Linked DNA regions of Homo sapiens: region 2 is linked to region 1. Evidence: chromatin loops called from intact Hi-C (ENCODE). Cell type or tissue: Calu3. All regions are shown on one strand. Each heading gives the region's core, and the rest is flanking DNA. Links, peaks and the distances in the headings are about the cores only.

Region 1 (15,345 bases), core at 3,327-11,326:
CCTTTTCATTTCTAGCAGCCTCTGAGGTGGCCTTCGTGTTATGAAGCGTAAACTGAGTCTTACACAAGGAGGTATTTCAAGCCCAAATCACATTCTCATAATTGTTTCTCTATATGTGTTTTGATGAATACACCATTCTTCTCTTTTAAATAATAATAGGCCATTAGCAGGGCATGCTGGTGTGTGTCTGTAGTCTCAGCTTCTGGGGAGGCTGAAATGGGAGGACTGCTCAAGCCCAGGAGGTTGAGGCTGCAGTGGGCCATAATCATGCCACTGCCCTCCAGCCTGGGCAACACAGCAAGACCCAGTCTTGAAAAAAAAAAAAGACAAAAACCAAAACCAAAAAATAAACAGTAATAGGCCAGAAGAGGAAGAAGATAGAGAATGTGTGAAAATTTTCCATCAGGACATTGCAATAGAATTACATTGTATGTTCCCAGTGAATTTTCTCATGTACTCACTCATTCAACATTAATGGATGTTCTATCTCCAGTTTATTTTCTTAAGTACTATTTTGGCTGCCACTGCCTGGGAGTGAAATTTTTTTTAATGAAGAGAGATTTTTCTAACCAGCCTTTTACTCATTCTCTTTAGTGCATGTCATTCCTTCACTCTTAACCATCCTCCGCTCATACCCACACCCCAAAACACATACACGCAGACTCTACTTGCAGTTTAGGGCCCCAAACAAGTTGGGGAGGCTTGGAGGTGCAAGTTAATCATAGTGGAACAATCTAGCAAGTGCATCTATCAGATTTGCACAAGGTATCATTATGTTTATTTATTTTACTTTTAAAATTTTATTCGAGACAGGGTTTCACTTCCATCACCCAGGCTGGAGTGCAGTGGCACAATCTCAGCTCACTGCAACCTCTGCCTCCCAGGTTTAAGCGATTCTCCTGTCTCAGCCTCCCGAGTAGCTGGGACTACAGGCATGCACCACTGCGCTCAGCTAATTTTTGTATTTTTGTAGAAATGGGGTCTCACTATGCCCAGGCTGGTCTCAAACTCCTAGGCTCAAGTGATCCTCCCGCCTTGGCCTCCCAAGTGCTTGGATTACAGGCATGAGCCACCATGCCTGGCCTATCATTATGTTTTTAAAGTCTAAGCAGTTTCTTCCAAGTGGATCATTTTTTCACTGCCCTTTTGTCCACAGCCTTCTTTTACAGGTATGGATTACCTGGTTGGTCCAACTTTCAGATTTAAGTATGCCTGTGGTCTCTGTAAGAGTGAGGAAATTTCCTCTTTGGGTCCAGGTGTGTGGTCCACCTCCTTGCCATCTCAGCCAGTGTGTCCTTGGTTTTTCTTACCTTAAGAAATCTAGTTTCTCTCTTTCCCTCAATTTAATTGCATGGTCTATAGAAGACCCTCTTTAAAAAATTTATTGAGACTTGCTTTAAGTGTTAGAACATCATAAATTTTCATAAATGTTTCATGTGTGCCTGAAATAAATTTCCATTCTCTGGTTATTGAGTACAGTGTTATATAAATGCTCATTTTTGTTATTCAAACATTGTATATATTTACAGATTCATTAAATAAATCAGTAGTTAAGAGTATAAAAGTCTTCCCCTGTGATGATGAATTTGTCTATTTCTTATTTTAGTTCCATGAATTTTTGCTTATATTTTAAGGCTATGCGATTGGGGTATTAAAGTTTCAAACTGTAATTTCCTCCTGGTGATTTACTTTGATAGGCAACTAGAAACCACTGAAGTTTGTAGAGCACAGAAATAACAGGATTGGAACCACTCATCCCTATATAGCCTGATTTAATAGAGACATTCTTTGTTTGCATTTTCATTAATTTGGTTTTCACTTATTTTACTGGCTTAATAAGCCCAGCTTGGGAATGAGAATATTTCACCTCCAGTTAGTATTTTGAGACCTAATTTTTCTGGCTTCAGGGAAAGAACCAAATTGATTTGGTTGCTAATAACTTAGACTCTGGATTTGAAAACTGTGAAGTTTCATTGTAAAATAAAAGATAATGTGCCTCATTACGGTAGTAAATGGTGGATGACAAAGAGGTTACAGGATGAGAGGACAAAGAAGTTTGTTTTTGTTTTTTCTGGTTTGGTTTGTGGGGCCAGAAAGGAAATCAGTAAATAAGAATTCAGTTTTGTACATGTCACTTCAGGGCTTGAGATACTCATAGGATTTCTAAGCAGAGCTATCCAGCAAATAGTTAAAAGGTAGCAGAAGCTTAGGGGAAAGTTCCAGAAAATTACAAAATCAAAAGAACGAATATTTACTTCTACAATGATCATTAGTAACAATAATGAGGACAGCAGTGACTTGGAACGTGGGTTGGACATAGCCAAATTCGGGTTTTAGGAAGAATAACTCTGGCTGTAGGGTGAAAGAAGGCCTAAGATGGGAAATAATCTAGAGATGGGAATACCAGGTTATTACAAATGTCTATCTCGAAGCAGTGAGGAACTACATTCAGAAAATAGCCACAGGAATAAAGTGGGGTGGTCAAATTCGAGGTTTATTTTAAGGCAAAATTTCTAGGTTGTGGCAATGAAAATATTAGGCTAGGAAGAGACAGAAAGAGAAGCTTGAAGATGTTTTTAAGAGTTTAACTTAGGAGACTAGGTGGTACACACTATTAATCAGCCTGGGGCATGTCAGGATTTTCCTTTATTTTCTTTGTCTTCTCTTTGTATGTATATACCACATTCTTCCTAGGCTCTGACAGGTTTCAAAGATATTGGGCCTAACATAATCTTGCTGGTAAGAAGAGACTAAATCACTTGCCTTTTAGGTACTTACAATTCCTAGTCCATGAGTAAATTTTTTGCAGCAATTGAAAAGGAGATTTAATTAATTGCATCCTGAGACAGAGAGCAGTAATTCACTACCAACATGCTGTTGTTTGTTTAACTCTATCACTCATTGACTCATTAACCTTCACAACATCTCTTACAGCTCTCTACTTTCCTAAGTGGAAGATAATACAGGTTGGCTCATCCAACTCCATTTTAGCCTATCCATCTCCACTCCCAACCCCTTGTGGCAGATTTTATAGCATCTCAGAGGCCAAAAAGCTGAATCCCTTATGCCATTTATCAGATTTCTTATAGCACTACTTCCTTCCACCAAGCAGATCTAACCACACAAGATTTAGAAGGCAGAGGTGAAAATCACAATGTCAAGACCATTCTGCCACCTCTGCTATTTCTCAGTTTTGTTGTGTTTTCTGCAGTGATTGTTGCATAGGTCCTGTCAGCGGTTGAATTGCGTCCCTCCAAACTGTTGAAATCCTAACCCCCTAGAAATTCTTAGGTCATATACCTATGAACATGACCTTATCTGAGAATAGAGTCTTTGCAGATAGACCAGTCAAGATGAAGTCAGTAGGGTGGGCTTTAATCTACTATGACTGTTGACCTTAAAAAAAGGGGAAATTCAGGCAGAGACAGACATGTGCACAAGGAGAATGTCACGTGAACATGGAAGTAGAGAATGGGGAGATGCATCTACAAGACAAGAAAAAACAGAGATTGTCAGCAAATCACCAGAAGTTAAGAGAGAGTCATAGAACAGACACTCCCTCACAGCCCTCAGAAGGAACCAACCCTGCCGACACCTTGCTTGGACTTCTAGCCTCCAGAACCATGAGACGATACATTTCTGTTTTTTAAGCCATGGCATTTGTGGTACTTTGCTGCAATAGCCCTGACAAGACAATACAGGTCTCATGTCTGGTCCTCAGCTTTGTAGGTGTTGGGGGGCAGAGGATGGGGACAGGGTAACATCCACTTTGAGGAGGCACATCATAGCCTAGTGGAGTGTTCCTAGAGCCAGCAGTTATGATTTCAGTTTCATGATTTCCTTTCTTATTATCTTAAAGTCAGCAGCTACCTAGGTATGTATATTCAGTGGTGGCTTCTTAAAACTCAGCCTACAGATCTTGCTCCTGCCCTTCCTCGAATTAAGTCCCTTTCTGCTTAAACTAGGTCCAGTGAAGTCTGTTGTCTGCAATCTGTGCCCTTTGTCCTGACTAAAGAAGACAATGACACTCCAAAGTGCATCAAGGATTCCTGCCCAGAGAAAACCAACAAAAATTATATTTTTTTATTTGAGCAATGCAAGTACGTGAATCCATTATAAGTATGAAATAAACAAAACAGAGTGAAATTAGGTAATGGATCTAATTGAAATTAGGTCACAAATCTCTAAATAAAAATCTACTCCCTTTATAAATGTCCATATTCATAGAATGAACTCTGACTTGACTGCAGCAGTAAACTAGTTGTTCTTCACTAACTAGGTGAATGCAGAAATTTAGACGGACAGAAGGGTGGGTGGGTGATTAGAGATGGAATTCGTAAATGTGAGCGTAGGCATTGTAAATTTTGTTGGTCAAATATTTTTGGCAGTCTAATGATTTTGAAAAGCTCCTTTTAAAACTATATAATATAAAACTTCAGAGAGAAACAAATCACTAAAACTCAGGCCTAAGTCCTACATAATTCGTATTGAACTCTTTATAAACAATGTGAATGAAGTACAAGACTAAAACTCATAACACTATTGTTAATAATCACAATCACAATAATTTAAAGTTGGTTTAAAAAAAGAAAGGCCACAGTCAGGCGCAGTGGCTCACACCTGTAATCCCAGCACTTTGGGAGGCCAAGGTGGGTGGATCACCTGAGGTCAGGAGTTCGAGACCAGCCTGGCCAACATGGTGAAACCCCGTTTCTACAAAAATACAAAAATTAGCTGGGTGTGGTGGCAGGCGCCTGTAACCCCAGCTACTCAGGAGGCTGAGGTAAGAGAATCACTTGAACCCAGGAGGCAGAGGTTGCAGTGAGCCGAGATCATGCCATTGCACTTCAGCCTGGGCAACAAGAGCGAAACTCCATCTCAAAAAGGAAAAACAAAAGAAAGAAAGAAAGGCCACAATGCAAAATGCTTACTGAGTTCAGACCTTTTCTACTTCAAATGGATGAACCAAGTTTCAGAGAAACTAAGTGACTTACCCAAAGTCAAGCAATAGTAGTTTGATTATTAGAAGAACAAATAACTAACCCTGTGTAAGAAAATAATTCTTTTCCAGGGAGTCCTCAGAACGTATGTTTAAAAAGCCAGTTGTACATTAAACTCCGATAGACGTGCACAGAGAAATTTGGGCAAAGTCCTACTTATGTAATAATGCTGGTAGCAGTGACTCAGACGAACAAAGAATGTTGTATAGAAAGTTAAGCCAAGCCTTGGGAGGCTGAGGCAAGAGAATCGCTTGAACCTGGGAGGCAGAGGTTGCAGTGAGCCAAGATCGTGCCACTGCACTCCAGCCTAGGTGACAGCGCAAGACTCTGAAAAAAAAAAAAAAGAAAAGAAAAAAGAAAGAAAGGAAGGAAGGAAGGGAGGAAAAAGGAAAAGAAAGAAAAAGGGAAAGGAAAGGAAGGGAAAGGAAAGAAAGGAAAGGAGGAAGGAAGGAAGGAAGGAAGGAAGGAAGGAAGGAAGGAAGGAAGGAAGGAAGGAAGGAAGGAAGGAAGGAAGAAAGTTAAGCCAAGTCTTCAAGTCTTGCTCAAATGCTATCTCTGTCATGAGCCTTTTCTACTCTCTCAGAACACAAGTCTGCCTCTGAACTTCCAGAGAACTTCATTTATTTCTCTGTTAGGATAGTTGTCACTTATTTGTTTAGGCAACTCTTATGTAGCACTTACCAATCACTGTTTCAAGTGTTTCCTTCAAAATAATCCCATATGATAGGTACTGTTATTTTCCTGATTTTACAGATAAGAACCTGTGGGGTAGAGATGGGAGATAACTCTGACGAGGTAATACAGAATTCACACCAAGGGAGTCTAGGGCAGGGTGCATGCTCTCACCTCCACCCTGCACCCTCTAACTGTGCTGAAGCTATAGGCCTCCATGCCCAATCTTCTCATCTATGCTGATAGTTCCTAGAGAATAGAGCTCATTCTGATTCATGTTTATATTCCATGTAACACTTTAAATAGTGCCTGCAGGGTGGGTGCGGTGGCTCACGCCTGTAATCCCAGCACTTTGGGAGGCCGAAGCAGGTGGATCACCTGAGGTCAGGACTTCGAGACCAGTCTGACCAACATGGCAAAACCCTATCTCTACTAAAAATACAAAAATTAGCTGGGTGTGGTGGCAGGTGCCTGTAATCCCAGATACTTGGGAGGCTGAGGCAGGAGAATCACTTGAACGCGGGAGACAGATGTTGCAGTGAGCCGAGATCATGCCACTGCACTCCAGCCTGGGCGACAGAGCGAGACTCCGTCTCAAAAATAAATAAATAAATAAATAAATAAATAAATAAATAAATAAATAAATAAAATAGTGCCTGCAGAAGCTTAGAAACCAATCATTAACTAAATAAGTGAATAAACAAACATGTGAATAAGGTGGAAGGACATCTAGGGTTAGTCAGTGAGAACACATCTGTGGCAAATGTGGTTGGTGCTGAGCTGGGAGAAACAGCATCTTTTCTCTTTGCTCACTTCATTCCCAAGTACTGTCTGCATGCTCCTTTGCTCAGGGTACTGTGCTAAGATTTGTTAAATGAATAACTTGTAGGAAAAAACAGTCAGTTGCAGGATGTGAGCTGGCTCTTGATGAAACTCTGGAGTAGAAATGTGAACTTGCAGCTCTCTTTCTTCCCTGTCTTCCCAGTAATGGGTGCTTCACTTGGGCTCACTTAATGTGGTTAGAGAGGTCACCACGGGGCTTCCAGGAAGAGAACAGTCTGAGTAAAGCACTGGGACAATTATGTTAAGAATCTACAAGCACATTCTATAAAATATATATTCACTCAGACCCATGATTCAACCACTCCAATGTTCCCTCTAGTTTAGATTTGTACATTTGATTTGCCCCTTCTTCATAACCACCATAAAATCGCACTAGTGCGTGACTCACTTTCTTTCATTTACTCACATTTCAGTGATGATAATTAACCTTAGCTAATAGCTCTCTTCACTGGAGTGACTCAGGGATTCCTAAAAGCAACAAGCTCACTTGATAGACGGGAGAAGATGGAGACACGAAATGCAATTTGGCTCATATACTCTTGCATTATAATCTCACGCACTCTTATTTATTAGAGCTCTCTGTTGGGAGGCCTCCTGGTCAGAGGTGGGGGCTCTGGAGTTCAAATTCTCTATTTTGGTCAGTCTCCAGGTAGCAGCAGTTCTATAATTGGCAGCTGGGACAGAAAGGTGAAAAAAGTATAAAAATGTTTTCTTCTTATTATATTTTATGATAATCTATATTATTACTTTTTGCCTCAAAATTGCATATATTTTTCTGCAAAAAAGTTAAACGTAGAATCACTGTATGACCCAGGATTTTACTCTGTTTCAACAGATACATGTACATATATGCTCAAAGCAGCATTGTTCACAATAGCCAAAAGATAGAAAATGCCCAATGTCTGTCAACAGATGAATAGATAAACAAATTGTGGTAGAAAGATCGTGCAGCAGAAACTTATTCAGTTGTAAAAAGAAATGAGTACTGATACATGCCATAGCACAGATGAACCTTGTAAATATTATGTTAAATGAAAGACACCAGACACAAAAGGTGAGAGATATATGGTATAATTCCATTTATATGAAATACTCAGAATAGGTAAATCCATAGAGACAGAAGGCAGATGAATGATTTCCAGGGGTTGAGACGACGAGAAAATGAGGAATGCCTGTCTAATGGGTGCAAGCTTTCGTTTAAGATGACAAAAATGTTTTGGAACTAGATAGAAGTGATGGTTGCACAACACTGTGAATGTATTAATGCCACTGAATTGTTTACTTTACAATGGCTAATTTCACAAAGGTTTGTAGCAGGTGAATTGACATAATACAATTTCCGCCAGTGCTCTGAATGTCAACATGAAGAAATTCAATGAAGGGTGGGTAAACATGTGGGAGTAATTTTGACTGTCTTAAGGTAGCTAAATGCCTCATCATCTAATTAGTGATGCACATGAATGGATGAATGAGATTCCCACCACCCCTGCCTACCATCCAGGGAAACCACAGCCAAGAGAATGGGCTTAGCAGAGTCAGCAAGGAAAGAAGGCCCTGTTGAGCTTGGTGATGGACATGTTAATTAGCTTGATTGTCGTCATTATTTCTCAATGTATACATACATCAAAACATCATTTTATATGCCTTAAATATATACCATTTTTCTTTGTCAATCATACCTCAGTAAAGCTGGGGAATATGTATAATCTTATGTTGTGAATCTCACCTCAATTTTTAAAATTGCATGTTTTCCAATAGAGATGTTGTTAATACACTAAATAGAATGGTAAATTTGTTATTCTTCTGCAAATCAGTGTAGTACAAATCCTACCATTCAAGCATGAAGTTCAAAATATTTAATAACCAGCAAGAAACATGTGCCCCTGAATCAGAGGTAACACCTGCCATTAACAATGAATGGAAGCCATCTGAAAGTGCCCCCTGCCAGGCATCAGGCAGAACACCACTTAAGTGTCATTGTCTCCGAGTGCTACACACTACAGGTGACCACTCATGATCTCACTGAATCCTCACCAACAACCTCGACACATATATAAAGGGATATTTCTTCAATTTTGTACAAGAAACTAAACTTCAGAGGTACTAAGTGATTTACCCTAGGTCACGCACATAGTAAATGGCAGAACCAGGACTCACATTTAGATGTTCCTATTTTGAAACAAGAGCACTTTCCCGCATGAAAGTTGTTTGCCAAGATGACTTGCAGCAAACAACTCGACTGCTACAGATTTTTGGCAAAGATATTGGCCTTCTAAGTGCGCTCACAGATTTTTAAATTATTGAAAGAAGGAGGTAGAAAACACCAAATGAAAAACGGGCCAGATTTCCCAGAATAAGACTTAATGGTATAGTGACATTAATAAAAATAGTATTTGACAATTTAGTATTTTGCAGAAATATGTAACTTGGATATAAAAGCAGCAAAAAAAAAATGACACACATACACACCACCGACAAATCTGATGACAGTGCAGTATCCAGGCCAGCCCCGTGAACATACAACCTGTCCTTGCTCCAGCGGCACTGTGCTTGATTTAATGCTCTATCATTGCCATCTTGAAATTCTTAAGCGTTTCTTAACAAGGGGCCCTGCTTTTTAATTCTGCACTGGGTACCACAAATTTTGCAGCCAGAACTGCCAGCATCCAGCTTATTTCAATCCATATCTTGCCTACCTAGAAGAGCTATTACGAAGATCACGTCGGGTAATATTGGGTAACTCTTTATAGTTTACAAGGTACTATCACATAAAAGTCATTATTCTTCAGTTAACTGATTAGTAATTATTTAGATTCACACATTGCTGTTTGCCTCTGGGGAAATTGATGGAAAGGGTAGGAGATCTGCAGAGACAGAAGCCATATCCCAGCAAGGTACCTACACCTAGGTCTCCTGATGCCCAGGGAAGGGTACTTCCCACAGCTTTTGCTGATTGTCACCCTTCAGCAGTAAGCTCCAGTGACAGCTCCCCAGGGAAGCTTCACTTACTCATAAACCATATGAAGAGCTCCATTCACTCACTCCCACTTACACTCTGTCATGTCACCCTATTCATATCCTTCATAGCATTGTCACAATCTGTAATTATTTCTTTTTTGTTTGTTCATCATCTGCCAACTCTACCGGAATGTAAACCCTACAAAGGCAGGAACGTGTCTGGCGGTTTTGAGCAGTGTGTATTCCTAGCACAGTACCTGTCATGCAGTAGGCACTCAACAAGTTATTTCTTGAATGAATGAATGAATGGGTGAAAGAATATTCTTTTCCAGTAGGCTGGAAAATGCTGCTTTCTGTGGTGACTCTAAAGCACCAAAATGTCCTTTGGTCACATGGCCAATGGGTAGATTTCATTGGAATGCATTGGTTTACAAATGTTTAACTATACACTTACTTATCTACCTACTCTGAAAATGAGATTCTAAGTGATAAAAAAAAATGGCTTTGGAATTTGTACTAAGCCAACTGTGCACATGGTACAGAATGTTCTCAGAAGCACCAAGACTCATGAATAATAAGGCAGCCCATTTCCTGGACTTTACAGCCTTCCTTGCCCGATGTGCTCCCTCGCCCACAGCCCTTTGGCCTGCTGACGGGAATCTGGATTCTCTTCTCCCAAGTGAGATACCAGATGAAATGCAAGGGGATTACCTTTATCCTGAATTTTGGCTGTCACTTGTGCTCAGCTCCCCTCCATACATAGAGCATTGCTATTTTATGGAAAGAATATAATTAACACCATATACCACAAACCTGGCTACCAGCAGAGACCCTGACCAAAGCAGCATTTTTCCATTCAGACTGTGAATGTGAGATTGCTCCAGATGGCAAAGCTGAATCAACAGACCCCAGCAGGAAGGTTGGGTTTATTTCACAGCAGGTAGGAATGTGCAGTTGCAGCACAAACAGAACATTTCTCTGGCCTTCCATGAATTATGTGCTCGTCATGCTTAATAAAATGAAGATCCACTAGGCTATGTGTTCCAGACACAAACTTTTTTTGATTAAAAAATCTATATATAACATTACTCATATGAACTGGTGTCATTTACACATATACCTATGCACACACATGCACACACAAATCACCTAAGCACATACTCGTTGTAAAAAAATCAAATAATAGAAAAGTATATGGAATAAAAATGTAGGAGGCCTCTTTATCTATCTCAGCTTGCTCCCCTCTCCCAGGGGTACATTGCTAACATTTTCAAGTATATTTCTCTCTGAACTGTTTTAAAGCATATCGTTCTGACACATGGTGCATTTAAAAACATTTATTTAAATGATTGTATAAAAAAGCTTTATAAAAACATTTATTGATTTTAAAATACATATGTTTTCACATATGAACATTTCTGAAATCGGGCTGTCTTACATTTGATGGCTTGTTAGATTCAGTGAAACTCCACGTTTTTAAGTTTTTAATGAAATGGCTTATACGTTATGTATTGTTCTGAAACTTGCTTTTCAAGAGAGCCTAAATAAGTTATTTACATAATATTTAACATTCTCACTGCATTTATATCCACATTATTGTGTGATATTTTTAAGCTGAAAAATATATGGCTATAGCTCTCACATCTTCAAATCGCTTCTAAATGTATTCCTGACCCTCCCTCAGTACCATGAGCATAACGGTCCAAGTTCTTTATAAAATTTTTTTGCAGATTAGATAAAGGATTTGGATCATACTCTTGGAAGTACCTACTAAAATGCACACAAAATAAAAATATCTTATAAAACTGAGGGTAATAGGTGTGTCACTTGACTTACACACTGGTTTATTGATGGTTTTGTTTCTTGTTTTTTGTGTTTTTTTTGAGATGGAGTCTCGCTCTGTCACCCAGGCTGGAGTGCAGTGGCGCGATCTCAGTTCACTGCAACCTCCACCTCCCAGGTTCAAGCTATTCTTCAGCCTCAGCCTCCTGAGTAGCTGGAATTACAAGTACCCACCATTATGCCCAGCTTTTTTTTTTTTTTTTTTGTATTTTTGTGGAGACAGGGTTTCACCATGTTGGCCAGGCTGGTCTTTAACTCAGGACCTCAAGTGATCCACCCGCCTCGGCCTCCCAAAGTGCTGGAATTACAGGCGTGAACCACTGTGCCCGGGCTTATGTTTTCTTTAGGGATGTGCAATTAATAATGTTCTGTCATGTCATACCCCAAAGAAAATTTGTGGAGTCATGCAGTCTCTCACCATTTCTCCTGATAGGAAGTGGGGAAGTGAGATGTGCTAACTCCATCCTGCTTTCCCTCACAGTTCTCCCAGACTTCGGTTACACTCCCTCCCCCAAGCGCCATCCCCTAGTCATTATGCAGCCTAGATTCTCTGGAGCGATTCCAGGAGGCTGGGCAGGAATTCAAGACTACAGCCACATAGAATAAGACTGCAAAGAGAGGCGGACTCTGACCTGGACTCAGGTTGGCTTTTGTTCACAATAAGCCTTTAAGAAGAAGATTCACTCTAGAGCCTCATGAGGGGGAGGTCCCAAAGGTTTGGGCGAGGTCAGGACACCTCAGTGCTGTGTGGAACTAACTATATTTTAGGCCTAGAGATTACTCAGCGTTTTTGCCATTTATCTTCTCAGGAAAAAGATGCTGCAGTGGCTTTTGATCCAATAGCCTGTTCTAAATCTGTCACATAGCCAGTCAGAATCCATGAATCTGCCACAAATATCCTAGCTGCCTTCTACCTCTAAAGGGACCCTCAACCAGTCCACTCCATCATCTCCTCTGCTACCCACCACGTGCAAGCTGTCACCATCACTGACTTAGGTTCTTGAAGTGGCCTCCTGTTGGTTTTCTCCATTCTGCAGTTACCTTCTACCAATCAATCTTCAAATGTAAGCTAGAGCGATCTTTGAAAACACAAATTCCCTTAAGCGAATATGTCACCTCACCTTGCCCCATTTTAAACCCTTCTGTGGTTTTCTATTGCACTTAGAAGAACACCTAAAATCCTTGGCTTGGACAACAAGTGCTTAGGCATCTACCTTTCCAGAATCTTCTATATGCCACTCTCTCTCTTACATGGAATGTTCCAGACACACTAACCTTGAACATCCTGAGTTCTTTTCTGTTGCAGAGCATTGGTTGTTGCTTCTGCCTGGACAATCTTCACTTCAACAATGAGCATGGCCTGCTCCCTCTTATCCTCCAAGTCTTCTCTCTCCAAGCCCAGCTGGCTTTTCCACAGCACCGTCTATAGACTACCCTCCTGTTACTCTATCATATCATTCTGTTTCTCTTTTAAGAGCACTTACTATAGACTCTATAATTATCATGTGGTAATGTGTTCATTTTCATTTTCTGCCTCCCTATATAAAAATTTAAACTTCTGAGAATAAGAACTTTGTTCTGTGTTCCCAATTTCTCATCTAGAGCATTTCCTGAACAATTGGACCAACAGACATTTTTGAATGAAAGAGTGGGCATTACCTACATATTTAAAATTAATTGAGAAGTTCTGCAGGCCTGACATGCACTAGCCAGAGCTGCCTGTACCAAGGTTGAGTGACAACAGAATAAAGCAGCTGTTCACCACCCAGGTGCCCATCAGTATCACAATCTGAAGGCCCACTCTAACCTGCCAAACACAGTCTTTTGTGGAAGAGTCTGAACATCCTTGGTTTGGAGGTGCCATGAGGGATTCTGATGCATCTATGTCTAAAAATGTCTAGGAAGAACCTGTCCCTTGACTCTGAAATCACTAGTGCCCAAAGTGGACTGCTGTGGGGTGGGGGGGATGACATGTGTTTAAGAGTCGATGCTTACCCTGTCCTGCCTTAGAAGAAGCAGCAAACATGGAGCCACCTGGCAGGCGAGAGCAGAGTCTCAGAAGAGATGCTCTGCACACAACCAAAGCTTCCAGGAAGTTCATGAGTCAACCCGAATCAAAGCCTTGAGCTTTTGTGGAGGGGTGTGTGTCTGTGTGTGTGTGTGTTTGAGAGAGAGAAAAAGAGTATATGTGTTTGTGTGTGTGTGTGAAACACCTCCTTTTATAAAAGTAAAATAGTGTGAAAGTTTGGAATATACAGAAGAATATAAAGAAGAACTTAAAAACCACCCATGAATCTACTCAAAGATCATCATGTTAACATTCTGATTTTTAAAAACCACCATGGCCACTAATACTGAGTGCTTATAATCTACCAGACACTGTCATGCCTCACATGAATTTACTTCTTGAACCTTCACAACAACCCAATGAGGTAGGTGCTATTGTCCTTGCCCATTCTACAGATGAGAAAACTAAGGCACAGGGAAGGAGGTTAGGAAATTTGTACCAAATCATACAATCTTAGAATTTTAATTTAACAATCTGCCTCCAGAACTAATGTTCTTAACTACTGTGCAATAAAGACTTGCCTTCCATAGATGTCTCTTTGTAGGATTATATATATTTTTACAAACGCACACACATATATGTAATAGGGAAAATGGTTTAAATATTAACAACTTTCCTTCTTCTCCTATTGAGGAAGAAAGCTCATTTTTGGCTATCAGATTTCTGAGAAATAAATAAAAATTTCAAGACTCACTTTTTTCCAATTAAGAGAGCGATCATCTTTCTATTGCAAGAAGTTTGATTTGTTGATTTGTTAAATCATGAACGGGTGCATTTTTAGTTAGTTTGTTTGTTTGTTTTTGAGATGGTGTCTCACCCTGTCACCCAGGCTGGTGTGCAGTGGCGCGATCTCAGCTCACTGCAACCTCCACCTCCCAGGGTCAAGCGATTCTCATGCCTCAGCCTCCCAAGTAGCTGGGGCTACAGATGCCCGCCCCACGCCCGGCTAATTTTTGTATTTTTAGTAGAGACAGGGTTTCACCGTGTTGGCCAGGCTGGTCTCGAACTCCTGACCTCAAGTGATCAGCCCGCCTCGGCCTCCCAAAGTGCTGGGATTACAGGCATGAGCCACCACACCTGGCCGGGTGTGTTTTATCAAATGTTTTTTCTATGATTGTAGAGATGCCCATGTTTCTCTCCCACTTCCCACACTCCTTTAACCTATCAGCTAAACTAGACTTTTTATTTGGCCATGATTTTTTTCCCTAAACAACGGCTAAATTTTGTTTGCTGATATTTTCTTTCAGATTTTTGCCTCTATTGTAAACAGTCAGGTTGGCTTTCAATTCTTTTCTCATAATGTTCTTGTCTGATTTTGGTATCAAGGTTATAATAGACATCAAAGGAACCGAAGAGAGCTCATCTCTGTTCTCTGAAAGAGTTTAAGTTTGGAATTACCAATATCTTGAACTCACCTATAAAAATAGGCTGGGCTCAGCCGGGGGTGGTGGCACATGCCTGTAATCCCAGTACTTTGGGAGGCTGAGGTGGGCAGATCACCTGAGGTCAGGAGTTCAAGATCAACCTGACCAATATGATGAAACCCTGTCTCTACTAAAAATACAAAAATTAGCTGGGTGTGGTGGCATGTACCTATAATAGCAGCTACTCAGGAGGCTGAGACAGGAGAATCGCTTGAACCCAGGAGGTGGAGGTTGCAGTGAACCGAGATCGTATCATTGCACTCCAGCCTAGGCAACAAGAGTGAAACTCTGTCTCAAAAATAATAATCTGGGCTCAAATTTTTGCTCACAAGATGATTTTTAATTTTTAATTCAATTTCTTTAACGGTTATAGCACTAATCAGGTTTTGTCTTATTTTTTGAGTCAGTTTTGATAATTTTTATTTTCCTAGAGATGTATCCATTTCTCAGAAGTTGGTTGTTTTGTTTTTTTTTGTTGTTGTTGTTTCTGAGACGGAGTCGCCCAGGCTGGAGTGCAGTGAGTGGCTCAGTCTCAGCT
Region 2 (15,345 bases), core at 2,447-10,446, 80 kb after region 1:
CCTCTCAACAAGGTAACAGCATTTTAAAAAATAGAGGCCAGGTGTGGTGGCTCACACCTGTAATCCCAGCACTTTGGGAGGCTGATGCAGGTGGATCACGAGGTCAGGAGTTCAAGACCAGCCTGGCCAACAAAGTGAAACTCCGTCTCTACTAAAAAAAAAAAAATACAAAAATTAGCCGGGTGTGGTGCCGGGCGCCTGTAATCCAGCTACTCAGGAGACTGAGGCAGGAGAATTGCTCAAACCAGGCAGACGAAAGTTGCAGTGAGCCGAGATCATGCCACTGCACTCCAGCCTGGGTGACAGAGCAAGACTCCATCTCGAAAAAAAAAAAAAAAAAGAATTAGCACTAACTCATGATTTTTTCTAATACTCTAAAGTAATTGATAAATGCGTCATCTGGAGAAGTCAAATGTAGATCACAATCACACTCAGGAATTGAAATCTTGGAACTCGATCAAGTTAAATGTTCTCTATTTGCTGCAGATAAATTTGGTATTAATGAGTAAAAAGAGTCTCATCTTTTCAGCATGCCTTTTTTAAAATATTTATTGCACATGTACTTTGTGTCATATTCTGAACTCTACTGCAGAGACTCATTATTGGAGATGATGCTGAAAGTGTGGCTTTTTTCTTCCTCCACATTTGTCTAGAAAGGGCAGTCACAAACATGTTAATGGATCTGAGCACAAAAATGAATCAAAGAACACAAGGACCATCATTAATATTTAGCACAATTGGAGGAGCTTCCATTTACATAATTACCTGCCATTAAGTTTGTGTCATAACTTTAATGTGGCACAGAGCAGTCGCTGCAATGTTTTTTATATTTTTAGAAAAGTGTCTTCAACTGTGGTAAAACTGTCTCATAATTGGGCTTAGAGAGATGTCCTTCAGAGTGGCGCCTTTGACCTTCTAGAAAGGGCAGGAAAGGTTTTAGTTTTGTATGTATAAGCCCAGGAAATGAAGTGCATTGTTTGCCAGCACAAACTCTACTGCACATCCTACTCAGCCATATAAGGTTTTCAACAAACACAGGCAGATGCACACGAATGCAGTAAATTCAACATATTGCTCTGTTTCAAATCCAAAATAAGAATAGTCTTTTTTTTTTTTTTTTTTTTTTTTTTTGAGGCAGAGTCTCACTCTGTCGTCCAGGCTGGAGTGCAGTGGTGTGATCTTGGTTCACTGCAACCTCCATCTCCCGGGTTTAAGTGATCCTCCCCTCAGCCTCTTAAGTAGCTGGGACTATGGGAACATGCCACCACATCCGAATTTTTTGTATTTTTGGTAGAGATGGGGCTTCGCCATGTTGCCCAAGCTGGTCTTGAACTCCTGAGCTCAGATGATCCAGCTACCTAGGCCTCCCAAAGTGCTGGGATTATAGGCGTGAGCCACCAAGCCCAACCATTGCCTGTTTACTTCTCAATCCCTACAGATAGACTGTAAGTCTCTTGAAGGAAAGAAGTGGAACTTGTATCGTGTTATATTCCTAGGGCCTGGCTTAATGCCTGAAATATAATAGCCTCACATTTGTTGAGTGAATGAATAAAAATCTTACTGCCCTCAAACTACCTGTAAGTGATTAATATGTGACTGAATAATTTTTTAAAATTTTTATTAATCTGTGACAGACTAATTACACATTATTTCAATCTCCTTTTTTTTTTAATTGAGATAGAGTCTCATTCTGTTGCCCAGGCTGGAGTACAGTGGCACAATCTTGGCTCACTGCAAACTCCGTCTCCCAGATTCAAGCAATTCTTCTTCCTCAGCCTCCTGAGTAGCTGAGATTAGAGGTATGCACCACCACACCCTGCTAATTTTTGTGTATTTTGTAGAGATGGGGTTTTGCCATGTTGCCCAGGCTGATCTCGAACTCCTGAGCTCAAGCTATTTTCCCGCCTTGGCCTCCCGAAATGCTGGGATTACAAGCGTGAGCCACCACGCCCGGCTTCAGTCTCCATTCTGACAGATGCTGTGGCTTGATTTGCTTGACATCCTTCATGCTGAAGGCTGAGGAGCTCAGTACTCCACCTCTCAGCCTCTCCTGAAGGGAAGCAGATCTAGGTATGTGACCTTGAGAAGTTACTTCACCTTTCTGTGTCTGAGTTTCCTCATCTGTAAAAGTCCTTCCTCATGGTAGTGTTGGAAAGATTAAATATTGATAAAGCATAAATGATGTCTAGCACTAGGTCTGGCATATAGAAAATGTGCCATAAATGTTTACCATTGTAATTTGTGTTTGTTACACACAACTGACTGCCAACAAGTCTTGCTGTATTTAAAGGTTTTCATCTGGGCAATTTTTTTTACTATCTTTTCTTCTTGTTTCCTCTGCAGTGAAATGATTGATAGAATTGAAGTAAATCATCTCTCAGGTTTTTCAGCTCTAAAATAGACTGTAAGCCCAGGCACGGTGGCTCATGCCTGTAATCCCAGCACTTTGGGAGGCCAAGGCAGGCAGATCACCTGAGGTCAGGAGTTCAAGACCAGCCTGGCCAACATGGTGAAACGCTGTCTCTACTAAAAAATACAAAAATTAGCCAGATGTGGTGGCACACCTGTAGTCCCAGCTACTTGGGAGGCTGAGGCGGGAGAATTGCTTGAACCCAGGAAGCAGAGGTTGCAGTGAGCCGAGATCATGCCACTGCAGTCGAGCCTGGGTGACAGAGTGAGACTCTGTCTCAAAAAAATAAAATAAAAAATAAAATAAAATAAAATAAAATAGATTGTAAGATGTGTCCAGAGAGCTATGCATCTGTGGTAACCCATAGTGAAAGGCAGGCAGGGTGGGAAGGAGTGCTGAGGATGGCATATGGTAGATATGAACAGGGAAGGAGTAAACCCCAAAGCATTTTCCAAAAGAGCAGTTAAGGGGCATTAAAGGCAGGAAATGGATCAAACAAACAAAGACCAACAAAAAGCGTTGCTTCTCCATTTCTTCCTACCAAATGTTTTAGCCTACCTGAGAAGAGATACCCCTCAAGTTAACTTTAGCCTTTTAATACCTATAATGCCAATTCTAAGCACAGATAGAAGCAGACAATAGAACAGTTGGTCTCCAGTCTCACCATGGAAGTAGCTGGAAGGATTCCAATGAGGGATTTAGAAAACCACTGTCTAATTAAGCTAGGTATTTTAGGATTCCATTTGGCTGCATGAAGCAAAAATGAACCAGAGTGGCCTAAACAAACAGGAAGCCCTGACTCTCATTTTACAAGGACACTAAGGGTAAGGAGCCCAGAGATGAGACAACTCTTCAGGGAACCAAGCTCTTTTCTGTATCATGCTCATGCTTTGTTGACCTTAACATGTGACCTTTCTCTTTATGATCACAAGGTAGCCCCTGCATTTTCAGGCATAAATTTATCATTCCAGGAAGAAAGAACGGGGAAGGGTAAAAAACAAAAAATACGTATCAGCAGAGTTTCCCTCCTTTTATTAGAAAAAGGAAGGTTTATTCACTGGATTCATTCTTACATTTTATTGGCTACAATTGAGTAAAATGGGCCGGGCACGGTGGCTCACGCGTGTAATCCCAGCACTTTGGGAGGCCGAGGCAGGTGGATCACGAGGTCAGGAGATCCAGACCATCCTGGCTAACACGGTGAAACCCCGTCTCTACTAAAAAATACAAAAATTACCCGGGCGTGGTGGCAGGCGCCTGTAGTCCCAGCTACTCGGCAGGCTGAGGAAAGGAGAATGGCGTGAACCCGGGAGGCGGAGCTTGCAGTGAGCCGAGATCATGCCACTGCACTCCAGCCTGGGCGACAGAGTGAGACTCTGTCTCAAAAAACAAAAAAGTAAATAAATAAATAAATAAATAAATAAAATTGAGTAAAATGGCCAACCTCAACTGCAAGTAACTCTAGGCACATTGCCAATTAAACAAAACGATGAAATTCACTGAAAAAATATGGAGGAAATAGACATAGCATAAGAAACTAGCATGTTTACCATCGACCTTCCAGTCAATAAAGTAAATTAGGCTTGACTAGCACACAATGAAACATATACTGTATGTTTTGTCTGGTGATAGCTAAAATTAGATTAAGATGAATAGGCTGACAACAATCTTATATAACAAGACAACAATCTTATATTGCTTAGAAAGTAGCTAGGTCTCATCTTCCTTCCCCTTCTTCTCCTTGATCTCCCTTCCATCTGCTGTTCTCCATCTAAAAAGAAAAAGTTGTATCTAGCACATCAAAAAATCCATAATCTCTGAGTCATAAAACATTTTCAAATAGACTTGTATGTTGTGTTATTTATCATTTTTCAACAGCTTTAAAGTTTTTCTATTCATTTCCATCAGAGTTTCATAACATAACACATTTCTATGTTAAATTTATCACATTGTTTCTCAATTTTTCTTTTCTTTTCACCATCACTATTCTGAGGCTGAGAGAAGTAAATGTGCCCTATCTTTAGGTCCCTGGGGATTCCAGATTGTGGCCTATCACAATTACTTTTTCTTTCTGATAGCTCATGATACATGCTCTAAAATACAGATGGTTCAGTGTAGAGAATACACATGATAGAGGAACTCTCCAGAAGTAAGAATATTGTGTTGACTTTAAAAAGGAAAATAAGTGAAAAAACATGAAACCCAGCAAGTTTTCTATGTATAGACATGCATCTCATTCAAAATATTTGTACAAGTTCATCTAGAAGATATTCAAAACGTAACCAAAAGAGATAGCCCTAAGTATCCAAGGCTCAAAATTGTTTAAAACAAGAAAATATTCAGGAAGTTTAAAGCCAAAATTCTTACAGCAAAAATTGCCGTTGGACTTGGAAAGTCAAAGTAACGTCATGCAAACAGGAGAAAGGCTTGCTGCAAAGTAGGAAAAGAAGCTGGCAGTTTACCCTTATGTTTTAGATCATTGATCCCTTCCCAAATCATTAACTTAGGCAAAGTTTCCCGTGCAAATCAGATTCTCTCAATTTCAGGGAATATCTAAAAGGCTCTAAGTGCTTCTTTACGCAATCAGTAAAATTATACAGAAGGTAAAGGGATGATGATCACATCGTAATTTGATCAAGATTTTGCCTAGATGAGGAAATATGTTTAATCTCCATTGGAAATCAGTTCCATTAATATAGAAAAAAGTTTTCAGACTGTTGATAAAAAGACAAAGCAACCTGTGAAACCATAGTTTGAGGCTGAGATAGATATCAGTTAGGAAAGCACTCAAACCACTTTATTCAGTATATAACACGATAAGCAGTTACTTGAACACCAGGGAAGGTGTGCCCTGACCTCATGCCTTCAAGAACTAAGAAATATACGTTCTTGTTCTTGTTCCTGCTGCTGTTATTAACCTTTGAATATTCGTTTCAGTTGCTGAGTAAAATGCTCTTAGTTTCTCATTCCAGAATCTCGAGGCAAAGTATATCTACTTTGAAAACATAATTAGTCAATGTCCAGAATCAGTTAAAGGAAACTAATGACACATTTGTCCAGATTGCATGCCAGGATGGCTGGCTGAAACCAGCATCAAGGAAATCAAAGAACTTTCCCTGTTAATAAGTAGAGGAAAAACAATGAGAGCTGCTGTTAAGCCACTAACCCACTGGGAGGAATGCATTGAACAGGACCAAAAGAAATGCCAATCAGAGGGAATAAAAATCCACAATCGTTTTTAATTGGCTGAAGAAAATGAAATATACTAGTAGATTACAAATGATATTATAGTATTTCTCCTTGCCCACTACCAGATTTCCTCTCTCAAAATGCAACCATTTACATTTTAAACCACATATTAACATCAAATCTGTGCTCCCAAGCTACCCATGCTCACTGTGGAAGAGACAATTAATGTTCATTGCATTTACCAGCCTCTCTTGCAGTTAGGCGGAAATCATGTGACTGAGTCCTCACCAATGGGGATGTGAGTTGAAGTGGTGTGCCCTGCTGGTCCAAGGCATTTAAAAGTGTTTGTGTAGTCAAGCAAATGAAATGGCAAAGATAAGCAAATACATTTAAAAAAAGTAAAAAAATAAAAATTAACAAAAATTAAAAGTATTTGTGAAGCCCAGCATGGTGGCTCACACCTGTAATCCTAGCACTTTGGTAGGCTGAGGCAAGCAGATCGCTTGACATCAGGAGCTCAAGACCAGCCTGTGCAAGACAGTGGGATGCCATCTCTATGAAAAATGAAAAAATTAGACAAGTGTGGTGGCACACACCTGTAGTCCCTGCTACCTGGGAGGCTGAGAAGGGAGGATCACCTGAGCCCAGGAGATTGAGGCTGCAGTGAGCCATGATCACACCACTGCACTCCATCCTGAGTGACAGAGCGAGACCCTGTCTCAAAACAATAAATAAAAGTGTTTGTGAGTTCTCCACACTCCCTGCTATCTGTATGATTAGAAGCAAAGATCATCCAAGACTGAACAGAGTTTTAAGGTAAAAGCAGCTCAGATCCTTGAGTCACCATTGGAGGAGAGGCTCTGAGGAGACCTGCCCGACTTGTCCCATACCTGCCAAGGGCAGAATGAAGTTGAGCAATGAGATTTGAACTTATTTGAGTGTGTCCTCACTTTTCTCTTCATTTAGAAGAATGAATGTTGGGGTTATATGTGTGAAAATGGAAACTGCTTTTTTTCCCTTCTCTTTTTAGGAAAAGAGTAAAAGAATCTACAAATTTGGCAAGTGAGGAAATGGATTAAATGTTCTTTGCCTTAAGATGATTAAACAATACATTCTTGCTTTGGTAATTTATTTAATAGCATGACTGGTCATATACAAAAAGTTGGTATGTGACTTCATTCAGCAAATATCTATTCAGTGCCTGCTGAGTGTCAGGTTCTGTTCTAGGCGGTTCTAGAGAACAAAATGAAGTAAGATCCCTGCCCTAAAGGAGCACACGTTTTTCCAACTGTCAAATTATCTTAAATCAACTCCTTTTAAATTGTTTTCTCTTGATGAAATTTTTTTAATAAGCTATTTTTCCAATAGTTCAAAGGTTTATATTCAGCATGATCTTTATCAAATGTCATTACCCTCTCTATCCTTACCCCCAAAAAGGAAACGTGTTAAATATAGATGCCTCTTAATTTTCTATGAAATTACAGCTTCGACTCCGAGTAGTTACAACCATTGATATTTAGTGACTCAAAAGTCTTTTTTTTTTTTTTTTTTTTTGAGATGGAGTCTCACTCTGTTGCCCAGGCTGGAGTCAGTGGTGCGATCTCAGCTCACTGCAACCTCCATCTCCTGGGTTCAAGCAATTCTTCTGCCTCAGCCTCCCAAGTAGCTGGGACTACAGGCGCATGCCACCATGCCCGGCTAATTTTTTTGTATTTTTAGTAGAGATGGGGTTTCACCATATTGGCCAGGCTGGTCTCAAACTCCTGGCCTAGTGATCTGCCCGCCTCAGTCTCCCAAAGTGCTAGGATTACAGGCGTGAGCCACCGCGCCTGGCCCGACTCAAAAGTCTTTAATAGTCAGTGCTATCATTGGTTCCCATGGGTGTTCTTTACCATGAAGATGGGGTAGCAGCAAAGTACTTATCCATGAACCTGACCTAGAAAATGAAAACTCCAAAGGAGTGTGATACAGTTTGGATCTGTGTCCTCACCCAAATCTCATGCTGAATTGTAATCTTCAGTATTGATGGTGGGGCCTGGTGGGAGGTGACTGAATCACGGGGGTGAATTTTTCATGAATGGTTTAGCCCCTTCCCTTTGGTGCTGTCCTCAACATAGTGAGTGGCCTCTTGCAAGATCTGGCTGTTTAAAACTGTATGGCACCTCACTATCTCTCTTAGTCCTGCTTTTGCCATGCGATGTGCCTGCTCCCACTTCACCTTCTGCCATGAATATAAGCCTGCTGAGGCCTCTCCAGAAGCAGATGCTGCTGTGTTTCCTGTATAGCTTGCAGAACCGTGAGCCAATTAAACCTCTTTTCTTATAAATTACGCAGTCTCAGTTATTTCTTTATAGCAATGCAAGAATAGCCTTACACAGGGTGCAACAAGAGGATGGGCGCCTCACTTCATGAATCATGAGCAAGTCTCTGGTTGCACTATGTAAAGAAAGGGACCCACCGGGCACAGTGAATCACATCTGTAATCCCAGCACTTTGGGAGGCCGAGGCAGGAGGATCACATGAGGCCAGGAGTTCAAGAGCAGCCTGGGCAACATGGAGAAACCCAGTCTCTACTAAATATACAAAAATTAGCCAGGCATGGTGGCACACACCTGTAGTCCCAGCTACTCAGGAGGCTGAAGCAGGAGAATTACTTGAACCTGGGAGGTGGAGGTTGCAGTGAGCCGATAATACCACTGCACTCCAGCCTGGGTGACAGAGACTCCATGCCAAAAAAAAAAAAAAAAAAGAGAAAGAAAGAAAGAAAGAAAGGGACCTTTAAAGTAACACCTTGCAATAGCAAGGCTGCTCTCATTCCTGGTTTTATTTCAAAACCTTGGATACCTCCAGGAAACCTAGACAAGCTAAGGTGGCTTGAGGTTTTCTTGTTCAGCTCTGGCCCCCTCAAACATCATCATATCTCTCTCTCTCTCCTAACTCCTCCATGATGGGAAATCTAGAGTTGCAGGTAAGGAGTCCTGGTGTAATCAGAAACCTCCAAAAGAATCTCAGAACCTACTAGTCAAATGAGGCTCTGTACTCATCTTAAAATGTTACCTGCTATGTTAATTTTCAAGATCTGGGGCAAAAGCTCTGGAAAGAAACAAATTCCCTAGGTGATTTCAAGCTAGAGAGGATCTTTGGAGCAATCCTGGACCCAAACCTAGCTCCTGGAACTGTAAAGATGCAAAGGGAGTTGCTTGTGTGCTGACAGGACACTTTGCATAAGAGACGGGAGCAGGGTCTGGTGTCTTCATCAGCCTGCATTAGCACAGACATCAGGAATACTCAATTATGGTAATATCTCATTTTAAAGAGGCATGAATCTGGAAGACAAGTAAATACTAGCTGGCTTTTGTGCCATGACTTCCAAATGCTCTCTAAGGAATTGAAACAAAGAGTTTGGAAGAGTGGATATGTGACTTCCTTACAAACTGTGCTTAAAGAAGGAAAAGGAAGATGTGGCTTACTGTAACACACTACTTTGCATATTACTATCAAACCTGCCAGGTCACATCTTAATAGTCTTAGTACCTCCCTCATGTTTTCTATCATAGGAAGTAATGTCCTATTACCAAACTTGAGTATCTGTTCTGTTTCAGTGTGGAAGGATCAAATGATCTTGATGAGTGAGTTCATTCATCTGAATCGGCTACCTATTAAGGCTCAAACTCATAGGCTTGCTCTTGACCTCAAATGCTAAGTCCTCAGAGACACCTTGCGTATGTTTATCCTGCATCAAAGATCAAGAGAATGGACAACACCAGAACTCTTAATACAACAGAGAATCCCGAATTGTGTACGTGATGTTTTGAAGCACATTGACTTTATTTTTGTAAGTTAATATTAAAATTGGCAGGAAATGGAATTAAGATGTGTGTGTTATCCTGGGGATTGTAGCAGAAAGTGGATATTGTAGATAATGCTCTCTGAAAGCATGCAGAATAGCAAGAAGTGAAAATTGAGTATGATATGCCATAGTATTAATAATAGTGGCCATCATTTATTTGGCCAGCACTTTATGTATGCTATCTCATTAACCCTAGCCATTTTTCTCACCTTTAGATAAATAAGTTGGAGCTCAGAGAGGTTAAATAAGCTCTAGACTCTCAAGCACCCAGCTAGAATTGACAGGGCTGATATCTGAATGTTGGTCTTTCTAACTCTATAGCCAACACTCTTTCAAATACTCCACAAATCCTTCCATTCCAAGCTCATTTGAGCCAAGATAATTTCCATAAAAGAGAATACAAAATTGGCCAATTAGTGATGGTTGCCTCAGGTCTAGACTTTTGGTCAGACAAGGGTTAATGGCAACATCACCATGTGAAGTAGAGTGGCTGGCAAACTTGCAAGCTGGTGGAGAAGGAGTAATTGCACATTGCAAGGCATTCAAAGAAAAGAGCCAATGGGATCGAAATAAAACCAGAGGCATTGTCGTTATGGCCCAACTCACCAAAGACTGATGAAGCCAACCTGTGGAGCCTCTAACCTCCTTAAAATAGCCTCCTGCAGTGGGAGTGGTGGCTCACACCTGTCATCCAACACTTTGGAAGGCTGAAGCAGGAAGATTGCTTGAGGCTAGGAATTTGAGACCAGCTATGGCAACATAGCAAGACTCCATCTCTACAAAAAATAAAAAATTAGCCAGGCATAGTGGTGACTTCCTGTAGTCCTAGCTACTCCAGAGGCTGAGGAGGTAGGATCACTAGTGCCCAGGAGTTCAAGGGTGCAGTGAGTCATGATTGCACCACTGCACTCTAGCCTGGGTGATAGAGCAAGACCCTGTCACTAAAAAAAATAATAATAAATAGCATCCTGTTCTCCCCTAGGGAGGAGCCCCAAACCCAGTGGCTTTTCCAGGAAGTCCATAGGTAAAACAGGCTCTTTTTTGACCTGAATTCCAGCATTCTAAATAGAACCTAAACCTGCTCAACAGGTTCTGACAATGTAGCAATCCCAGCAACAAAGCTGCGTAGTGTACCCCTTTTTAAAAACCCTATTCAAAATAACCCTCACCCTTGCCTTCTCCATGACACTGATGGGAAAAAGGAGCCAAAGATCCCTGACAGTAGATAATCTACCCTCTCATCTCCCAGAGGCCACAACGAGCTCCTGTATCAGAAGGCAGGCATTTCAACAGCATGGGCTGGAATTAAAAGGACCAATTAATTACCCTCATCTCCCTACCAGGTTCAGAACAAACTGAGAAACATACACCAGATTCCAATGAAGGATCAAAAGATCAGTTTTATTGCTGGTGGAGCTGGATGAAGAACAGTTATTTAGACTTGATGCCAAAGGGGCTTCCTAATGTGCAGCCTCACCGAATGGACTGACTTTCTCAACCTGACTCTGTCCTAGGCCCAGCTGCAGGTTTCCTGCACCCACAGGCAGAAACTGCATGGGAAGTCTGCCAGATGGAGATGAAAGCTACCACTCCTAGGCAGGGCAGCTGCAAAGGAAGAGGGAGACAGAGGTGAGCCACATGCAAAAAGTGGCCTCTGCCCCCGTAGCTCCCTTCACAGGAGAATCATGGATAAGTGTCACATTCTTGCTATCTCATCAATTAGATAAATCAGTCTTCCTCCTATGAGGTGGAGTAAATGGTGGGAAAAGAGGTCAAAGTTTATTGCTTTGCTATTATGTTTAAAGTACACTCTTGGGCCAGGTGCGGTGGCTCACGCCTGTAATCCCAGCATTTTGGGAAGCTGAGGCAGGTGGATCACCTGAGGTCAGGGGTTCAAGACCAGCCTGGCCAACATGGCAAAACCCTGTCCCTATTAAAAAATTTAAAAATTAGCTGGGTGTGGTGGTGGGTGCCTGTAATCCCAGCTACTCCAGAGGCTGAGGCAGGGAGAACTGCTTGAACCTGGGAGATGGAGGTTGCAGTGAGCCAAGATTGTGCCACTGCACTCCAGCCTAGGCGACAGAGCGAGAACCCATCTCAAAAAAATAAAATAAAGCACACTCTTGGACCAGCATGATCCCCTAGAAGCTTCTTAGAAAAGTAGACTCTCAGGCCCCACCCTTACTGACTTACAAGCTTCCTTTTAACAAAATCCTCAGGAGATATGTATGCACATCAAAGTTTGAGAATCAATGCTTTAGCAGAAGTTTTGTCATAGAAATCCCAGGACGAGACAAAACAATTTCCCCGACAGAAGCTCGAACAAGGTGACCAGTGGGACCAAAGGCCATCTGCGGTATTCCATAATGAAGTTTCACTTGGTGTAAGTGGCATAGGATTTTAACAAATATTAGTATTTTAAACTAGAGGTATGGCTTCAACTATCTCAAACTACATAAAGTAACTAAATTCCTGTTCTGCTTTTAGTGAGCTCTTGTCAAGGTGAAGACCAAAAACAAAACAAAACAAAACAAGGAAGAAAGCAACAGACTTTCTTTTGACTCCGATTACACTTCTTCACTTCAGAGGCTCCAATTTAAATCATTTCAAGAACTGAGAATCACCATCCGGGGAAAGGATCTATCTGACAGATCTTGCTTAGTGTCTAGCCCATGGAAAATTCTTGTGGCCAACTTCCTGGCCTCACTGAATTGCTCAAACATGGTCTTTATTTTTTGGCAGTTTAGAGTTGGGGATATAAGTTGAAAACCCAGGATGGGCACAGAGGCTCACACCTGTAATCCCAGCACTTTGGGAGGCCAAGAAAGGTGGATCGTTTGAGGCCAGGAGTTCGAGACCAGCCTGGCCAACATGGAGAAACTCCGTCTCCAACAAAAATACAAAAAATTAGCCGGGCGTGGTGACGCACACCAGTAGTCCTAGCTACTTGGGAGGCTGAGGCAGGAGAATCACTTGAACCCGGGAGGCGGAGGTTGCAGCGAACTGAGATCAAGCCACTGCACTCCAGCCTGGGCGACAGAGCAAAAAGCCGTCTCAAAATAAAAAAGAAAACCCACCTGATGACAAGTCTAGTGCTTATCAGTGGATATGGCCACATATTGAGTGAACCCCAGTTACTCAATTCTTTGACAAACCAAGTACTAATTTGCTATCCTGCAAAGGGATCAGAGATGCATTCAGTTTTGTGACTTTCATGTATAGCCATTACCAAAGAGTACTTTTAGCCATGTTTGTTTGTTCCTCCCCCAGATGCCAATTATTGCCAGCAAGAGGCCTTTACCTCACAACTGTGACCTGCTTTGTGTTTGAGACATTCCTATCTCAGGCTGCCAGGGTTATTTTCGTGACTCTCAGTAAAAGAAAAACTTCAGCCGAATTAAATGTAAAAGAGTTGTATTGAGCAATGACAATAAGCAAATCGGGCAGCCCCCAGAACCACAGCAGATGCAGAGAGACTCCAGTGCAACCACGTGATGGAAGATTTATGGACAGCGAAAGGAAAGGGACATAGAGAAAATGGTAGTGAGGTACAGAAACACTGGATTGGTTACAGCTCAGCTTTTGCCTTATTTGATCACGGTTCAAACAATTGGCTACATTTGATTGCCCAAAATTCAGTGACTGGCACAAGTGTGAGCAATGGTCGGTTTACACCTCTACTTGTTATAGTTCATGATGTACAGGGAAACATTTAGACTGAGCTTAAATATGTAAGGAGGCAGCTTTAGGCTAAACTTGACTGAACACTCTTTTCAGCACTCAGCAGATGTTCCACTTTGCCACCAGCATGTTCTACTCTCTTCTCTGAAGCCTGTACAGCTTGTGAATGGTTAGCTGACCATTGTTCATGACCAAAGATGACACAGATGGGAGGATTGAGTCTCTATGACCGGTGCTTGCCTATTCAAGGGAAAGAGAGTGGAAAGAGTATCTAATTGATAAGAAGGGAGGTCATGGCTGGGGGCGGTGGCTCATGCCTATAATCCCAGCACTTTCTGAGGCCAAGGTGGGTGGATCACCTGAGGTCAGGAGTTCGAGACCAGCCTGACCAATATGCTGAAACCCCGTCTCTACTAAAAATACAAAAATTAGCCGGGCATGGTAGTGGGTGCCTGTAGTCCTAGATGCTTGGGAGGCTGAGACAGGAGAATTGGTTGAACCCTGGAGGCAGAGGTTGCAGTGAGCTGAGATCGTGCCACTGTGCTCCAGCCTGGGCAACCGAGTGAGACTCCGTCTCAAAATAAAAAAGAAGGGAGATCACTAACTCCTGTTGTGAGAACTGAACTGGTATACACTGGCACATTCAAAATGAGCCCTTCAGTTTACTTCACATTCCACTCGGTCCTCTGCTAAGAGTTCAAAACATTCTGATGTTGCTTGTGACTTTTTCCTACAAAGTCCAATGAAAATTAATAAATAGCAGGGTGCTCACTATCATATAAGAATACAGCTTTTTTTCAGTAACAGAACTTGTCAGCCTATTACCTTAGGGCATTTTCACAGTAAACTATTTTAGAAGCACACAGGGTAAAGAAGAATATGTAATTTTGATTTACTAACTTTATTTTTTCTTAAAATGAAAATGTCAAAGGTCTAGATTATTTGAGAAAAAACATTTTCTTTTCTTTTTTTTTTTTTTTTGAGACAGAGTTTCCCTCTTGTTGCCCAGGCTGGAGTGCAATGGCATGATCTTGGCTCACTGCAACCTCCACCTTCCGGTTCAAGCGATTCTCCTGCCTCAGCCTCCCAAGTAGCTGGGATTACAGGCACCCGCCAGCATCATGCCTGGCTAATTTTTTGTATTTAGTAGAGACGGGGTTTTACCACCTTGGTCAGGCTGGTCTCAAACTCCTGACCTCAGGTGATCCACCCGCCTCGACCTTCCAAAGTGCTGGGATTAAAGCCCTCAGCCATTGTGCCCAGCCAACATTTTCTTTATGTGCTGTTCTTTCTGGGAGAATTTTTCTTTGTTCTGGAAGTTATATAGTCAGTTATATAATTCATCTTTGAAGCTGTATTAGCACAGCACAAAGAAAATTTGATATTTGCTCACCAGGTATCTGATTTATTGGATCAATATAGGCTGTTTGAATAATCTGAAGCCCAAAGAGCCTTTTGATTGGTGATTTGAATCAGTTACTCAAGAAACTAAAGGAATGCTGTAAACTTTAATAGGTGGAATACAGTTAGAAATTATCTAAATAACTGCCTGTATTTTCTGAGGAATTGGTCCTTTTCCATTTCATCTTAGGTTGTATAAAACAGCTAAGTTACCTACAACTAACTGTTTTAAAGTTTAGAACTGATTGTTTATGATACTGAACTTCAACCCCGAGAGATAATTTTTTATCCAGAGAAAGCTATTTTTAGCCATAATAACCAAGCAGCTAATGGTCCATCCTCCAATACTTTAAGATAATGTATTCCAATTACATTTGAGTAGATACTGCACTGAAGATATTACATAATTCAGTGCCATTTCCTGCTGGCCTTTATATGCAAACATTGATATAATGGTTCCACTTAACTGTACATTTGAGAAAAATGCCCCCAAAATGAAAAGCTATAATCAAACTATTCTTGGTCATGTCAGAGAAATAATGTATTGTGTTTGAGCAGGGTTTTATTAAGCTTATTAAGTGGTTCATGTACATCTTCTCATTTGCTTTCCACAATAATTCTGTGAGATAAGCAAATTGGGTAGCACTTTTTTTTAATATTGTTTGGAAAATAGGTTCACATGGGTACTAGGACCCACCCAAAGCCATACAGTTAATGATAGATTTGGATAGAGACCCAGGTGTTTTGGCCCCTTTTCCAATTCTATAGGGTTGTGACTAAGGCCTGGGATACATTTCTCACATGATGATTGCAA

Evidence for each region. A loop is a pair of places that touch in the nucleus more often than their neighbours do. Peaks named below come from ENCODE experiments on the same cell type or tissue, not always from the same donor. Only the 100,000 strongest peaks of a DNase experiment are listed, where the experiment ranks them.
Region 2: it touches region 1 in a loop (2.9-fold over the local background); 2 of 110 quality-filtered maps call a loop at or near these places.

The regions. Positions count from the first base shown.
Region 1 is chr6:134,666,830-134,682,174 of GRCh38, forward strand. It overlaps LOC101928277 (a long non-coding RNA gene), which reads right to left. Exons shown (of 5, transcript XR_001744364.2): 5 at 7,060-7,189. Among named protein-coding and RNA genes, the nearest start is that of LINC03002, 130 kb to the left of the region's middle. In Calu3, for the core only: no CTCF peak of the experiment used is centred there; DNase peaks (open chromatin) are centred at 5,202 and 6,652.
Region 2 is chr6:134,747,732-134,763,076 of GRCh38, forward strand. All of the region lies in intron 3 of LOC101928277 (a long non-coding RNA gene), which reads right to left. Among named protein-coding and RNA genes, the nearest start is that of ALDH8A1, 190 kb to the right of the region's middle. In Calu3, for the core only: no CTCF peak of the experiment used is centred there; DNase peaks (open chromatin) are centred at 5,520, 5,870 and 10,420.